2 separate regions of the Homo sapiens genome follow, and region 1 is linked to region 2. The links are chromatin loops, found by intact Hi-C in ENCODE. Cell type or tissue: B cell. All regions are shown on one strand. Each heading gives the region's core, and the rest is flanking DNA. Links, peaks and the distances in the headings are about the cores only.

Region 1 (5,391 bases), core at 322-5,321, 110 kb before region 2:
TTAGGAAGCATCTGCAATAAACCCAACCCCAGTTCTCATTTGTCAGAACTACTATACCACCTTCAGTTTTCTTCCATTCCTGTGAGGCTTAGCAGGCTTATGTTTTTTAGGAATCTTTTCATTTGTATTTGTCTTGCCTTCCCAGAGAGACTGGGAATTTCCTCGAGGCTTCAGCTTTATGAATTTTTGTATCTTTGTCTCTCACTAGTGACACTGATCCAAGCACTCATTTGTTTTATTGCCCCCAAAGTACTTTTCTCAACACATCTCCTGGATGATTCTGAAGACCCTCTAGGCTGTTGCCGAAAGGGTGCAGAGCACAGCCCCCAGCCATCCTTTTTTAACCCCTGTCACTCCTGTCACCACACTGCTGCCAAGTCCTCGAGAGGTTATTCTTCCACTGGACATAGTTGCCCTTTGTTGGTGACCCTTCTGCTGCCATCACTCTGCTCTCAGTAGCACTGGTCCCCCAACTCCCAGTCTCCTTTACCTTGAGAGCCCCATAATTAGGTCTGACCCCTTTTAAAATTTTCTTTAGTAGCAGACAGGAGGCTATTCTGATGTAAATGATTTATCTAAATGGATAAAATATATACAAATAAGTAACTGCAAAGGTTAATTTATAACTACAGCCCAGGCCCAGACTATATAACCTTGGCTGTCTGACTTGCTCCCAGTGAGTTTCCACTTGGCCAGGTCCTGCCACTCACAAGAAGTAATCCTATCTTCTTTGTAGCTTGGCCTCCTGGATCCAGGGAATGAAAGACCATCCCCCCTCACTACAGTCCTAGTCACCCTAAGTCCTGGTGTTCCAGCCACTATCTCTTCCCAGGACTCTTTGAAAGTGGTAATAGCCAATTCCTACAGGGAAAGCCTTGCCTCTACCCAAAAGGAATAAATTGGCTCCATAGCCCTGCTGATATAGTCATAGTAGCTGGACATCAATACATCAATACAGTTCCCAAATACCTATTATTGATTCTTAAAAACTGCCACATGTACTTCATAAATATGTATACAATTATTATGTATCAATGAAAACTTAAAAAAATAAAATATGCAAAACATTTTTAAAACTATCTTTTTATTTGAAATATCAATGGCCATTCCTTTCTCAATTTCTCTTTACCCAGATTTAAAAAACAAAAAACAAAAAACAAACAAAAAAAAAGTTGGTGTTCAATTTCACCCAGAGTCACCTTATTACATGCATTGAATTGCATTGAGAATGTATTAATGAATAAATGCGTATACATAAATGCATATTAATTTGATCTATTAGTATTCACCTATAGGACACTGTGTGTTGGGAAACAGATTTAAATAGCTAAAACAGAACTGTAGAATCTCCGATCTTTCCTCTGCTCCTAAAGTTCTTCCTCTTTACATTTAGCCAACTCCCACTATATCAAGGTAGTTTTGTAGCAGATGAAAGTCCTTGAGCCCATGTGGTCACACAATGGGCCAGCACTTTACTAATTCTACTACCCTACTGAATAATCCTCTGCTTTGCATCTGCCAATGTTGTTACCCAGGCACCCGCAGGTCCTTGCTTGCAAGGCCCTGCCTTGAGCGAAGATTGCTGATTTGAGCCAGAGCAGTTTGTCCCCGTTGCTTATTTGTTAAGATGAGCCTGTCCATCTGTCTGCATGCCACAGACCCTGGGTGGCAAAAAGCAATAAAAGGAAAGCACTTTTTGACAGCCCTCTCGGCATAATGCCGGCTTGAACAGAGGTTATTATCTTGTAATGCCACTGTTATTTCCAACAGCCCCCAATGGATCTGCTGACTGCGGTTAGACAAAAAGGGAGACACTGTTAACACAGCCCCTACGCTTCCTAGGGGTAGCATTGTGCTGGGCTATCAGAGTGGCTTTTACTGCCTATCGATTGGTGTATCGACCGCAATTAAAGGCCCCTTCTCCCATTGACGTTGTCACTGGTATATTTATTTAATAAATCCCAGCTTGGTCCATGACCACTGCAGGGCTGACCTAGCTAGCTTCTGTGCTTCTTAATACACTGGGGAGACAAACGGGCTAAAAATATGAAGATGTCCTCTAGTACCAGCCTTGCCACTAAATTGCTATATGACCTTGAATGAATCACTTCTCTCTGGGTCTCAAGTCCCTTCTCTCTATCCCAGGTCTGACCCAAGAGGAGTCAACAATTCTGTGATTCTTATTTCAAGACATCTAGCTCCCGTGGGTTGTGGCATGAACTGGTTGAGAAGACCCCCAAAATAGCAGCAAAGTAATTGCAATGTATATTCTAATAGCAGCAGCTGTAGTAACAGAGCTGCCTCCCTCCCTGGGCTTCCTCTTTAGGGGTGATACGCCAGAATGAGAAACAAAATTACTGTGTCTGTTCAGCAAATTCCTCCTGACAAAATCTTTAAGCGTTGACAAGAGTAATATACTGAAAATTAGTTTAGAAGTGTTTCAAGTTTCAAAAATCAATCAAAATCAAATTAGGTTCTGAAGATGCTGTCTGTTGAGTTTTAGGAAAAAAATAAAGATTCGCTTCAGCAACTCGGGAAAGTGGCCTTGACCCCGAAAGAGGTGACTCTTGCACACAAAGTGGTTGTTCTTCTTTACATCTTCCTTTAAGGCCTTTGCCAAGGACTTGACCAAGTATGTCCTTGTTCTATTCTCTCAGCCATTTGTAAATAACGTACCAGCTGACCTACATTTTAATCACATTTCTCTGTCTTCTGTCTCCCAACTCCCAAGCCTCGTCCAAAGCTAAATGAGGGAAAAAAATTAAAAAATTAAAAAACCTAGTCTTATTTCCAAGGGTGGTAAAAAGGCCTGGAGATGGTGGGGAAAAGGAATTAATAGCCCGTGGTCTTTCTTAACTTGGTCTAATTGTCAAGCGCAAAAGAGCTATTTTCAAGATGTAGGCATGCATGCCTCTGTGGGGTTAAATGATGAACAGGAGTTTCAGCTTTGGCTTCATTCTTTATCCCCATATGTAACTTAAAAATCAGGGTCTTTTATAGCCTGGGAGGACAATAATAATCACTTTGACTTTTCTGCTTAAATGACAGTGGCTGTTTCCTACATACGATGACTTACCCCACCCCACTACTTCCCCTTCTTCTGTTCTTAGTGGTTTTGGGGAGTTCACAGAAGGCTTACCACGTGTTCACAAACCAGGCTGGCAGCCACAGTCACCACAAAGAGGCCCTTTTTTCTTTTTCTCTCCTGTTTATCAATGTCTATTATCTATGAAGCTGTTACACCTAACATACCTCTTGAAAGCTACCATTGCCTGGGCCAAGGGTGTCATTACCCAAAGTTTCCAAAGTCTTTTATCCTCTGGGTAGAGCTGAGAGAATGGCCTCCCCCTACTTTGTGCTTTACGGATCTGCAAGCATTTCTGTTTGGATCTAGAATCTCTTTGTTCCCAAATATTTTGTTAAAACAGTACATTTAGTTTCGAGCAAAACTCCTCTAACCATCAAGACTCAGACAAGGGATTGACAGGATAGGTATGTAGGATGTATATGTGTCTATGTGAGTGTGTGTGCACATGGGTATATGATTGTGTGTGGATTGAGTGATTAGAATTGATACTCTGCCTTGCTATGTCTGCTTCTTTCTCATCTAAGCTCAAAGCTTATCTTTGGATATATTAACATGGGCTATCTATGGCCAATATAAATGGTTGGCAGTGAAGTTTGCTTTGTGTGTCATAATAAAGCTCTTTCAGGTGGTCACTTGGAAAAAGAGAACAGTCTGCTCCAGATAATAAACTTCTTCAACTATTGAGGAAAAAAAAAAAAAGAAATGCTGCCTATTTGGAAATGATAGATTTCCAAGTTTCAAAGTCCCAACAATCTTAGGTCTCTTAGAACCAAGTTTCAGATGTTGCTTGCATTATATATGAGATTTCTGTGATGACCTCTTCATGGCCAAATCAGTAGTTTCTAACCTATTCATTCAGAGCTGTAGGCTCTGCCTACTCTCTATCCTACCCCAAAGGCACACACCTACACACGAATGCACCTGCACACAGAAGGAGAGTTGCATTGTCTGATTGGCATCTCAAACTAAGGACCCATCATTTCAAATCATCCTCTCTCCCTCTCCTCTGCATAGCTGATATTTCTGAAGATTCCATTGATGTTTCAAGTTAGTGACAACTTCCCTTAGACCCACATAATCCTCACTTTCGGTACGTATCTCAATTTCTTGTAATTCAACACATATGTATAATTAAATGAGTTGTAGCTTCTCTACTACACCAAAGACATTTTCCCTCCCTCTTTCCAAGCCCACAACAGTTACTTCAGATACATGTGGAGGACTTACCTGTTGGTGTCTCCCATCTCTCCATAGCTAGCTCTATTTTTGACAAATATCATGAGAGCCAAATGACCCTTCTTTTTGTCCTAATGTGCTTCCTTCCTTCAGTAAAATCTGAGGCCACTGTCGTGCCTGATGCTGGCTCTCCATAAGTGCCTTCGTGGCTGAGAGCACCTAGAGGGAGGACTCAATAATTTGCTATTTTCTATCCCAGCAGCCTAGAAAAGAATTTGACACACAATGTATATTTGACCAATGTTTCTTGATTAAACTAATGGAATGAAGGGAAGAAGAAAGGATAGAAAAGTGAGTGACAAAATTAGTATGTATTTTCTGGCAATAATAATCATAATAGTATCATGTTAAACAAAAATCTGCCCTATTAAAAATACAATTTTGTCTGCTTAGTAAGTACCACTTGGGCATTTGGGAAACTCAAATATACAGAGAAAACTAAAAGTTGCAATTAATTCACTGTCCAAATAAAACTACTGCTGAAATGTTGTGTTTTTATATGTCCATTTTTCTCAAAGTATCATTAACGTATTTTCCTTAAAATTCTTATTAGTATATTTTGCTTTATAACCTCCCTTCTTTTTCTATGCTTAACTTATACCATGGGAGGTTTTTGTTATCTAATATGTTTTGAAGTTTTCTTGTAAAATATGGTTTTTAATGCATAGCATTCTATTAATATATTCAGATTAATATACACAGGTATATTGAACTAATTTCTTATTCTTTGATATTTTGGTTTTTCATTTAAGTTTATACACCTGTGTGCATCTATGATAGTTTTTAAATAAAATATTAGGTCAAAGGTTCTAAAGGGTAGACAGATGTCATGCAGGTGAGTGTCAGTATTAGACATTGCCACTTTTCTCACATTTGGGAACTCTTTGATTGCAATGGAAAAATGAAGAAGACTTCGATTATAATAGATTTTTATAAATCAGTTACTTAAACATTATATAAATAGAATAAGACCACAATTTCCCTGCACTTTAAAAGCTGGGCATAATTTTGATTCCTCCATCTCCTTTCCCGACATACAACGAATCATTAAGTCCTGTCTGTTTCAC
Region 2 (5,391 bases), core at 75-5,074:
TGTTATGGAAAGAATGCAGCCCCAAGAATCAGGCCAACCCAAGTTCATATCCTGATTCTGCTCCTTCCTATTGAACAATTCAGTCCTTTCATCTGTTTCTTCATCTGTGGAATGGCAAAGCTACAAATACCTGCATCAGAAGGTCATTTTAACAATTAAATGAAATAATATACAACTAAAACGGTGCCAGACATGCACCAAAAGCTTAGCAACTTAAAAAAAATACAGAAGGTGCGGCAAATGTTATTGTGATTAATATAAGCTGTGTGACCTAAGGCAAGTTACTCGTCCTCTCTGGGCATCTCTTTTCTCATTTCTAAAATGAGAAGAGTAGCCTTTAACTCACAAGGTAGCAGTAACGATCAGATGATCACGCATGGTGCTCAATATAGTTGGTTCCTTTTGATCGACCATTTACTCCACAGATTTTACTTTGAGTTGAAAAGTTCGGTGATCTCCATAAGGGCAGCCAGAGTGTGTGATCTTATTCCAACCATCTGGAAAGTCCTAAGCTTTTGGAACTTCCCCCATAACCTCTGTGTTTAATCACAAGTCTGTGATGCCCGTCAGGAAGTCAGACCAACTGTAGACATGATAGAGCAACCCTAGGCATGTTGTTCAAAGAAAGGCCATCATCTAGTGGGCCTGATTTGTTCACTGTTAAAAAATCTTTGATCACATAACTTAGATCACATTTTTCCTGGCTCTTACAGCTGTAATATAAATAAAAACAAGTAATAATAATAATACTTCTCTTTGTTTAATATCAGTCAAAATTATAATGGTGAGATAGGAAGTTTTATGCATTTTGTGAGAGCAGGGTGCTCTTGCCATAGAACAGTATTTAGAAGCCCTGCTTCTGCGGTGAAGTGGACTTAGATCCTAATCTCAGTGCTGCCACCAATGAGCAGGTGACAGTGGACACATGACAGAATGACTCCCAGACTCAGACTCCTCATTTGTAAATTGGAAATACTTTCGTATCTTTCTAATTCATTGATGTGACAAACTGAGATAGCACAAATAAAGCCCTTGCATAAAACAATTGATCAATTAAATGTAACTATTGTAACTATCAACATTATCATTTTAACCAAGTGAGGTCTGCCAACAAGGTATTATTACCTCCATTTCATGAATTAAGACCTGAGCCTCAAAGCACTTGAATGACTTGCCCACAATCACACAAGTAAATGGAGACACTGGCTTAGACTTTGGTTTTCACTCTCCCAGGGAGTTCACTGTCACATATTGTGTGAGTTCATTTAAGCTTCTCCAGGAGCCTGCTGATGATTTCTAAAAAGTTTATAGAGTCCAGAAGAAGACTGGGGTCTGACAATCCCGTGAGTAGAGAATGAATCAGAAAGAAATGTCTAATTTTAGTTACAGTCACTTCTGTGGTTCCACAGGCTGGAAAAATAGCAATTACTTTAGTGTTGTTACTGAGAAGACCTCCCAGTGCTTCTCCTAGTGCCCTCTTAATAAAGTCTTAGGGGAGTACTCACCCATAAGGACAGTGTCCCCGTATTGAACATAATACATGATTTTCAATCCTTAGAGCAACCTTACAAAGTCATAGTTCTATTCTTATTTTACATTGGAGCTAAGTAGACTCTCAGAGAAATGGAGCCCAAGGCACACAGTTGATAAGGAGTGAATTTGAGTTTTGGCTTTCTCCAAAAGCCACGCTACTCAAAACACCAGAAAAATGGAAAGCACTGTATTAACGCTCATTCTCGGTGTCTTTCTCTCCTCTTTTTATTCTATGTCCAGATTTTCTACTTATTATTGATTAACCCTATTGTTCACATATCCTTTGTTTGAAGCTCCTTCAAGTCCTTTATGGAAAGATAGGGTTATAAATAAATCATTTGGTATGTATAACATATATGCATATGTATTGGCTTAATGATTCATGGCTTCAACTGAGAAACCCTTGCTAGTGTCAACCACACAGAAAACTGCAGGAGTTTCACTTCCTGTTTTGCCAACTTTAAGCATGAAGCAATTGGGTGTGGAAGAAAGAAAGTGTCCTTGAGTGACCTGGAGGCCCAGGCTCAGGTTTTGTCACTTTCCTACTCTGTGGGCTATTGAAAAATTTACTTCATTGAACTTCAGCTTTCCCATCAATAAAATGGAAAAAGTTAATTATGATTTGCTACCTTACTCAGCTAATGAGATATTCAAATATATAGTTTTGTGAATATGTTTCAAGTTGTAAGGTATCACACAAATTTAAGGCATTACAATTGGCATTAATTTATCCTTATTCCACCCTTTATCCCTCTTAAATCCAGAGGATTTAAAGAGCTAAAAAGAGGCTGGCTGAGGCCTGACTTTACTCTTTCTTCTCCTTCTGTTCTATGCATATAATTTCTTTCCCTGCTTGTCCACCTCACCTGCCATTTCTAGAATTTCCATCTGGGAGAGGGAACTGATAGGAAGGAGGCCAATGTCAGCCTTGAATATTTCGGCCTTGAAATATTCCAAGTTGTATGTTGATCTTCCTTCTCAGAGCCTTGTACATTTGCTTGAATAAACACACTTATGCAGAATTCATATTCAAATATGAATAGAACCACACTTACATGTAGCACGGATATACACAAAATCATACATTTTCAAGCATACTAAGAAACTGAGGCATACATCTGTAGATAAACAATCATGTATGTATGTTAGTTCCTCACTTATCCACAGTTTCACTTTCCCAGGTTTCATGGTCAGTTATGGTCTGAAAATAGGTGAGTACAGTACAGTAAGATATTTTGAGAGAGAGAAAGAAAGAGATCACATTCACATAACTTTTATTACAATATATTATTATAACTATTCAATTTTATTGTTAGTTATTGTTAATCTCTTACTGTGCCTAATTCAGAAGATGAACTTTATCTTAGGTATTTATGTATAGGAAAAAATATTGCATATATGAGGTTTGGTACCATCTGCGGTCTCAGAGATCCACTTGGGGTCTAAGAACGTATCCACCAAGCATAAGGGATAAGGGGAGACTACTGTACAAGCACAAGAGTAGAGAACTCATCTCAAACAGCCATAGACATCCATTTCAAATGGATGTATTCTTCAAGAAATATAATCACACTCTCTTCTATACAGATATGATCATGCGGACACACACACTTTCAAATACACACAGCCCTGATAGGGATACATAGGGATATGTGCACAAATGCACACATCTACTTTCACTAGTACATGAGACATGGAAACACACCCAGGGATGTTCAATCACCCTAGACCTGCTCAAACCAAACACACTCTGAAACACTCAGTAACAAACACTTCTGACTGTGGTCATATTTCCAGTTTTGACAACTGAATTTTGTTGTCTTTTCTTTTTTATAGCTTCATTCAGACATAATTGATATTATAAAACTGCATATATTTAATGTATACAATTTGATGAGTTTAGACATAGTCACATACCTGTCAAACCATCACCACAATCAAGGTAATAAATATATCCATCACCTCCAAAAGCTTCCTTGTGTATATGTATATGGTAAGAACACTTAACATGAGAGGTACCCTCTTAACAAAATGTTAAGTGCATAATACAGTATTGTTCATTATACGAACTCTGCTATACAGCTGATCTTTAGAGCTAATTCATCTTGCATACTATAATTTTATACCAATTAGACAACTCCCTATTTCCTCATTTCTCCCTTCCTCCTTTTCCCTAGGAACCACTGTTCTATTCTCTGCTTCTATGAGTTTGACTATTTTAGAACCTCATATAAATGAAATCAGGCAGTATTTGTCTTTCTGTTACTTGCTCATTTTACATAGCATAATGGCCTCCGGGTTTATTCATGTTGTCATAAATAACAGGATTCCCCCTTTTTTTAGGCTGAATAATATCCCATTGTACGTATATGCACATTTTCTTTGTCCATTTATTTTTCAATGGAAATTTGGGTTGTTTCCATAACTTTGGAAACAGTGATTGTGAAGAGTGCCACAATGAACATGGGAGTGTAAATATTTTCTTGAAATTCTGATTTCAATTATTTTGGGTATATATACAGAAGTGAGATTGCTGGATCATATAGCAGTTCTATTTTTAATTTTTGAGAAACCTCCGTACTGTTTTTCATAACGGCTACACCATTTTCCATTCCCTCCAGCAGTGAAGAAGGGTTCCAATTTCTCTATATCCTTGATGACACTTCATTTTTTTATAGTAGCCATTCTACCTGGTATAAGGTGATATCTCATTGTGGTTTTTATTTTCATTTCCCTGATGACATCCTGATTGTCCTTTTCTTGAATGTTCTGTTTCTGAGGAGGCTGGATGAACATTCTTTTCTGGGAACCTTCTTTATAAGAACCCCATTAATTCCAGACACATTGTTTTCTCAATGATAACATCCACTCTTCCCAAAATGTGGTCAAGGAGCATTGCCCAACAGGAAACAGCAATGTATACTCCCTGCCTTGAATACCTTCACACGTAGTTCTCCTGGCAGTGAGAAGGGTACAGGGGAGGGATCCCAGCCATCTGTGTCTCCCTAAAGAGATTCAGAGGTCCATCAAACATCACTTGTTCTGAAAAAAATAAACTTCTGCTGCAACTCATTTCATGAGGTCACCCCGGGTTTATCAGCCCATATGTTTCTGGAATCAAGAAAAGGTGACCTCCTGAGGTCATCCCACTTCCTTCCTGCCTCTAGCCCAAATTGTCCATGATAAGACCAGGAAGCGGAAATTTTCTTCCCGTTTAAAAGAGTGCCCCCTTTAAACAAATTATTTCAATGCTGCTTTCATGACAGTCATTACTTAGTAGGCAATAACTTTGGAATGACATCGAGTGACAAAGTGACAGAGTGTACTTTTCCATACTTCCTTGAAAAATAGTGGTTAATATGGATATTTGAAGCACGTCTTAAACAACCTTATTTATGATATTAGCTTATAGGCAAGACGTAAAAAAATGAAAACTGGATATATAAAAATAAAAATATATCAGGGGTGATTAGTTAAAAAATAGAACATGCTCGAGAATGACCAGGATGGTTGTGAGCATGTGTTAATCAGGTTTCCTTAGGAATTAGCCACTAGACTTTAACCTCTGTAAGGAGACAGACTTAAAATGGAAGGGGCATCTTGCATCAGGAGCCCCTTGACGACTGCAGTCATCAAGTAGAATTTAAATTGTATTCAATCAAAAAGGAAAAAGTGAACACCCAGTTCAGTCAAAACTACCAAAATGGTTTTATGATGGCTATAACATAATACAATTTCCATTCAAAAGACTCAGGAAAAGAACAATGTCTCTTTCTGTTTTCTCTGTCTTTATTCAACTTGATGAGGTAAGAGTTGAAATGACTTTCTTTGTCATGGGTTCCTTGACTGAGTTGGTTG

The links. Hi-C counts contacts between places; a loop is a spot of excess contacts. Peaks named below come from ENCODE experiments on the same cell type or tissue, not always from the same donor. Only the 100,000 strongest peaks of a DNase experiment are listed, where the experiment ranks them.
Region 1: it touches region 2 in a loop (2.4-fold over the local background); 2 of 110 quality-filtered maps call a loop at or near these places.

The regions. Positions count from the first base shown.
Region 1 is chr9:117,823,952-117,829,342 of GRCh38, reverse strand. The region is part of intron 2 of LOC105376244 (a long non-coding RNA gene); the gene reads right to left. Among named protein-coding and RNA genes, the nearest start is that of TLR4, 120 kb to the right of the region's middle. In B cell, for the core only: no CTCF peak of the experiment used is centred there; DNase peaks (open chromatin) are centred at 2,262 and 3,122; H3K4me3 peaks cover 1,764 bases.
Region 2 is chr9:117,714,866-117,720,256 of GRCh38, reverse strand. It overlaps TLR4 (toll like receptor 4), which reads right to left. Exons shown (of 3, transcript NM_138554.5): 3 at 1-5,391. Among named protein-coding and RNA genes, the nearest start is that of TLR4, 13 kb to the right of the region's middle. In B cell, for the core only: no CTCF peak of the experiment used is centred there; a DNase peak (open chromatin) is centred at 1,976; H3K4me3 peaks cover 264 bases.